Linked DNA regions of Homo sapiens: region 1 is linked to region 2. A link is a loop called in an ENCODE intact Hi-C map of the cell type or tissue named here. Cell type or tissue: gastrocnemius medialis. All regions are shown on one strand. Each heading gives the region's core, and the rest is flanking DNA. Links, peaks and the distances in the headings are about the cores only.

Region 1 (2,811 bases), core at 173-2,672, 74 kb before region 2:
ATTTTATTTTTTCTCCATATTTTTTTCTAAATTACACATTAGGTAAATTAAATATTTTTTTAAATGTACCTAGAAAAAGAAAATAGGAAATACTGGAATTATCTGTTCTGGAGGAGCTGTGATCTTTAAATGGAAAGAGAGGATAGAAAAATTCTGCAGAAGATATAGATCTATAACCATCCGTAATGCAGTCATTTTTGGTGGCTCTTATCCTGAGTTTGAATAAACATTCGATATTTTATTCACACTTCAAAATCGATCAACTATGAAAATATAAAGAATAAATTTAACTTTTGATATTAACACAGGCAAGATACAAGGGAGAAATTGAAGATAAATTCTAAAGCACCCCTGAAATAGGGATGATCTGTATTATAAGTCATATAAGTTAAAATAACATGAGAAGCACATTTTTTTCAGAAGCACAAAAATGATTTTTTTGTATTTATATTTGGTGTCATCTCAAATCCACTCAAAGAAAACACCATCGCAGTCCAATAGGAGACAATGGTCCACGTTCCTCAATCTACAATCCAAACCTTTTCTTCCCCAGTACCCTAAGGTGCTTTTTAAAAGTTGTTTAAGTTTTGATGTGCTTTCTTTTCTTTTAATTTATATATGCATATATTCAATACATATATACTGTCCACAAAGTGCCTACTAAATTAGGCAGTACTTGGGCCTCATTTCATTCACGAAAGAGACACAGTCCAAGTCTTCAGTCAACCTAGTCCCAAGACTCAGGTATCAGCCAATGGAACCTGCCAAAGACACCAGTGTGTCTAGATGATGTGACGAAGGAAAGGGTGATGAAATCTGTTTCTGGACCCAGTCAAAGAAGAGTACGGATGGGGAGATGCTTGAACTGGGCCACAAACCATGATAGATTTCCCCATAAAAAGAATGGATAAGGGAATTTTAGGCACAGATTAGTGTGACTGGATATTGGGCTGTATGTGGGTGAAAACCTTGTAAAGTTATACTACAGAAGTTAATGTGGGCTTGAAGGATAACATGTATAATTCAAAAAAGTGTTGACTTCCAAAGTGATGTTTTCCACTCTGTTAGACTAGAATAAATACAGATACTAGTTAGGTAGATGAATGGATAAATGCATAGATGCATTGAATGAAAGAGACACGTGAATTGAAACAGAGTAGGAGATAATTTACTATTTTAAAAGGATAATCTCTGGCTAATTGCTGAATATGTGTATTTGGACAAATGTTAATCTTCTTTGAAGAAGCATTGCCCCCTTGTGGCCATATAGGGAGTTTACATCAAACAATTTCCTACAGCTTCTTAAAACGGTTCAGCAACCCCTACATCTATCAGAACACTGAAATAAGTGGCTCAGTCCTCCTCTTGAGCCAATGATTTCTTCAGATGAAAGGAGATTTTTGTCCTTGCTGAGGTCAGGTATGTCTCAGGCGGATCTGGAGGAATTGATTGGGATGCTGGAGGTACCAGGAGAGAACAGGGCTACTGAAACAGTGACACCGCAACTGCTCTGGGGTTCCTTCAGAGGCAGAAACTGGCCGTCAGATGGAGTCACTTCATGGGATCTCCTTCCTCACATAATGGCAACATCAGGTCGGGGAGAAGTCTTCGCACTAAAGAGAATATGTCCTTAAATAGATCTAACTTAGTTAATTACACTTCATCTTTGTCAACACTTGGTATAGTAGTCATTTTTTCACTTTTAGCCAACATAGTGGCTATATAGGAGCATATATATAGCATATATAAAGAGCATATATATTATATAACATATATATAGCATATATATTATATAGCATATATGCTCCATATAGTGGCTATATATTTTATTACAGTATTAACTTGCACTTCCCTGATTATTAACGACATAAGAGTCAGTAGACTTTTTCTATAAAGGGTTGAATAGTAAGTATTTTAAGCCTTGCAGGTGATTCAGTCTCAATGGCAACTACTCAGTTCTACCGTTGCAGCATGAAAGAAGCCATTGATAACACACTAAAAAAACCCAAGCATCTCTGTGTTTAAATAAAGCTTTATGAAAATAGGTGGATGGCTGAATTTGGCTCATGGGCCATATTTTGTTGACTCCTGATGTAGAGCATCTTTTCCTGTGTTTATTGGTCATTTTTATTTTTTTATTGTGAAGATTCTACGAAAATATTTTGTTAATTCTTAAATTGGGCTATTTCTTCTCTTTTATTGAGTTGTAAGAGCTTTTTACATATGCTGTACACAAGACTTTGGAATAATTTACATGTTTCAAATAGTTTCTTCAAGTCAATGGCCTTTATGTTTTCTTAAAGATGTCCATGACCTCTGCACTGAAAAGTCCAAAAACAATGCTGACAAAAATTAAAGAACCTTAATAAATTGACAGATATGTCATGTTCATGAATTAGAGGATTTAATAGCTTCCAGATGGCAGTTCTACCCCCAATTTTCTGTAAGTGCAATGCAATATCACTCAAAATTTTAGCAGGCCTTTTTATAGAAATAGACCAACTAATTCTAAAATTTATATGGAAATGCAAAAAATAAACCTTAATGAATAACTAAAACAATTTTTTTTTTTTCGAGACCTAGTCTCGCTCTGTCGCCCAGGCTGGAGTGCAGTGGCGCGATCTCGGCTCACTGCAAGCTCCGCCTCCTGGGTTCACGCCATTCTCCTGCCTCAGCCTCCCGAGTAGCTGGGACTACAGGCGCCCGCCACCACGCCCGGCTAATTTTTTGTATTTTTTAGTAGAGACGGGGTTTCACCGCGTTAGCCAGGATGGTCTCGATCTCCTGACCTCGTGATCCGCCCGCCTCGGC
Region 2 (2,811 bases), core at 267-2,766:
CTTGGTGATCCATTGGAGCACCCTGGGCCCCCACCACTGGCGCCATTCAGGCTGCATCTGCGAACTCTGGATTCAGTTGCTGCTCACCCTGGTCCTCCTCCAAGTTGGCATGCTGAGGTTTCGTCTGCTTGCACTTCTACATGGTGCAAGCATGGGGCACTGGGAAAGCCAAAGTTCTGGCGATATGTTTTTTAAAGGCTCTTCTAATCCATAGATCCCCTTACTCATTCTTTGTAGTTTATTGTGGGAAGAAAAAAAGACCCAGGGTGTTTGTCTTGCAGAGTTTTTCACACTATAGATTTTGCTTACTGTATATTTGTGATGGGTTTAATATGTTCTGCTGTCCTTTGTACTTACTATAAATTGGCGATTGGGTCTAGAGGGCAGTATTTTGTTTAATACAGTGAACAGAAAACAAAGCTATTTTTCACTAATGTGGGAAATCTGTTGGATTGAGTTACTATTTCAAGTCCACCTAGTTTTTCCCTCTGTTTGGAAATTCTGAAAGAGACTGGAGGTTGTGTAATAACGATGGTGGGAAACATCAAGAATTCCACTCTACTTCTGGGAGAGTACATATTTGACAATTTACTGTTCACTCCCAAGGGTGTCCAATTCTGATGGGGAAATTTCCTCTTTTCCAAAGAAAAGGAAACTTTAATTATGAAATCAGGTGGAAAGGCTCCTAATGCTACCATCTGGGGTTGGAACAGCACTGAGCTGTTGAACTTGTGTCTTATTGTGTCGTAGAAGATGGAAATGAGGGCAAACACACAAAGGATGTAGATGGTAAGCAGGTTGTACTAGGGGTCATGGAGAAGGCAACTACTACATGTAATAAAGAGGGATAAGAAGTAAGGTTCAGAGATTCTTTGTATCACACATAATATGTGCCTAATATATGCTTTCATTCTTTTAAAAAAAAATGCTTATGACAATGGATCATGTCCAGAAGTTATGTAAGCCAAGTGATTACATAACCCTGGACAGCTCATTAGCTTAACCAGCTCTCTCTGTGTGTGATATGCTTTATTTGAACTCAGTCAAACTTTAGCCCAGGGATACTGGAACAATTCTGCAGTGAAGACATCCATCGTATGCAAGATCATAGGCTCTGAGATGTGGGGTATGAGGGTGACTAATTTCAGGGAACACCTGAAGAGGTTCCCTGATAAGGATCATTAGGAAATAGCAGGGGCTGGAGCCTAATGGTCATTATCATTGACTTTATTCACAGAGGCTGGAATAAGCCTCAGCTGCCTTGCAGACTGTGATGGCTTCATCTCCCCAGCCCCTCATCCAGAAGCTTCCTGTATAAAAGCTCTTGTGCAATGGCCTGTCTACATCTAACAGCTTGTAGCCTGACTTTGACAGGACTCAGGAACAAACAACGCAGCTTCAATCTCTGGATAACCTTTCAGGACACCCACTCTGCTTAGGAGAAGAATGGGAGGGTTTACTGCATCATTTTTGTTTATCATCTGATGCCAAGGCCCAGTGCCTAGTGACACATTATCAGGCCTGTACCTTTTTAAACACTTGGACAACCACACTCATTTCATTCTACTCTAGGCACCTATGAGCATTTGCATTTGCTACTTAGCTCTAGAGAGAACTCTAATATTGAAGGAACCTTTCCCAGTTACAATGTTCTTAGTTCCTTTAGGAACAGATGAATTATATTAATTTTACAAGGGACAACCAGAATTACTAGAAAATCTGTCTCTCAACCTGCCTTAGAGCTTAACTGGAGGAGCTGTGTCCTCTGGAGTTTCAGCCAGCTAGTCCAAGTTCAGTGTGACCTCATGCTTGTCAAATAGGAATCTTCTAATTTTTCTCATTCTCTCATGCTGAGGAAAGAAAGTGTGTCTAATGCCTTGTGAAAGAAACAAAAACTTCGAATTCAAATAAACATATTTACTTTCGAATTAGTACCTGTTCTGTGCTTTCCTCCTTCTTTCTTCCTCCCTTCATCTCTTCTCTATCCCTCATTCTGCCTTCCTCCTGTCCCCTTCCTCCTTCTCCTCCTCATCCTTCTTTCTTTTCTCCTCTCCCTCCCTCTCGCCTTCTTCCTCTCCCTCTTCCTCTGCTGCCCGGCTACATAGAACAGTAGCTTCTGTGTATGGAAAGCAGATGACCTCCCAAGCCACTCTCCTCTCTGCCTGCTTCCTTTGGCTTCTTGTTATTACTGTTACATTATCATGCAACATGTGGAACAGTATGAATATGTCTATAACAACTAATTGTCCTTTCCCAAAAAAGAAGGGCAGCTAGTAAGTGTTAGGAACTCAAAAAGGCAGTGGACTATGTGCTCTTGTGAGGCTAGTAAAATTTTGGAAAATATTATTCAATAGCAACTGCCTAATTAAATCTCTACATTTTACAAATGAGAGAACATGTTCAGGGGAGTTATAACTTTCTTAAGGTCACATAGGTTGTTTGTGTAAAACTTTAGTTCCCTCTGCCTACCATTCTATAGTGGATATAGCCCCCTAGAACATGACCTCCATAAAGGCAGGAGCCATGTCTGTCTTATTAACTAATGTTTCTCCAATGCTTACTATAGCTACAAATGTCTCCTGAATTAAGAATAAACTATACTTAAGGTTCTCAAGCTGGGACACACCCATGATACATGAAATCATGGGGGGAAAACCAGGTATAGTTTCATGAAATGGTAATTCAGATTTGTTTGTCTTGCAGATTAGCTTGTCTTGTAACTAATAATTTAAATTTTTACTTTTAAATTAATTCATACTGTGAAATGAATGGTAAATTTGCATAAATTTTAAAAATAAAATACATATACAT

What was found. A loop is a pair of places that touch in the nucleus more often than their neighbours do. Peaks named below come from ENCODE experiments on the same cell type or tissue, not always from the same donor. Only the 100,000 strongest peaks of a DNase experiment are listed, where the experiment ranks them.
Region 1: it touches region 2 in a loop (4-fold over the local background); 4 of 110 quality-filtered maps call a loop at or near these places.

Annotation. Positions count from the first base shown.
Region 1 is chr14:22,083,050-22,085,860 of GRCh38, reverse strand. It overlaps TRA. Among named protein-coding and RNA genes, the nearest start is that of TRD-AS1, 400 kb to the left of the region's middle. In gastrocnemius medialis, for the core only: a CTCF peak has its summit at 1,261 (motif pointing left); a DNase peak (open chromatin) is centred at 762.
Region 2 is chr14:22,009,241-22,012,051 of GRCh38, reverse strand. It overlaps TRA and the pseudogene LOC100419912. Among named protein-coding and RNA genes, the nearest start is that of OR4E1, 340 kb to the right of the region's middle. In gastrocnemius medialis, for the core only: no CTCF peak of the experiment used is centred there; a DNase peak (open chromatin) is centred at 1,303; H3K27ac peaks cover 863 bases.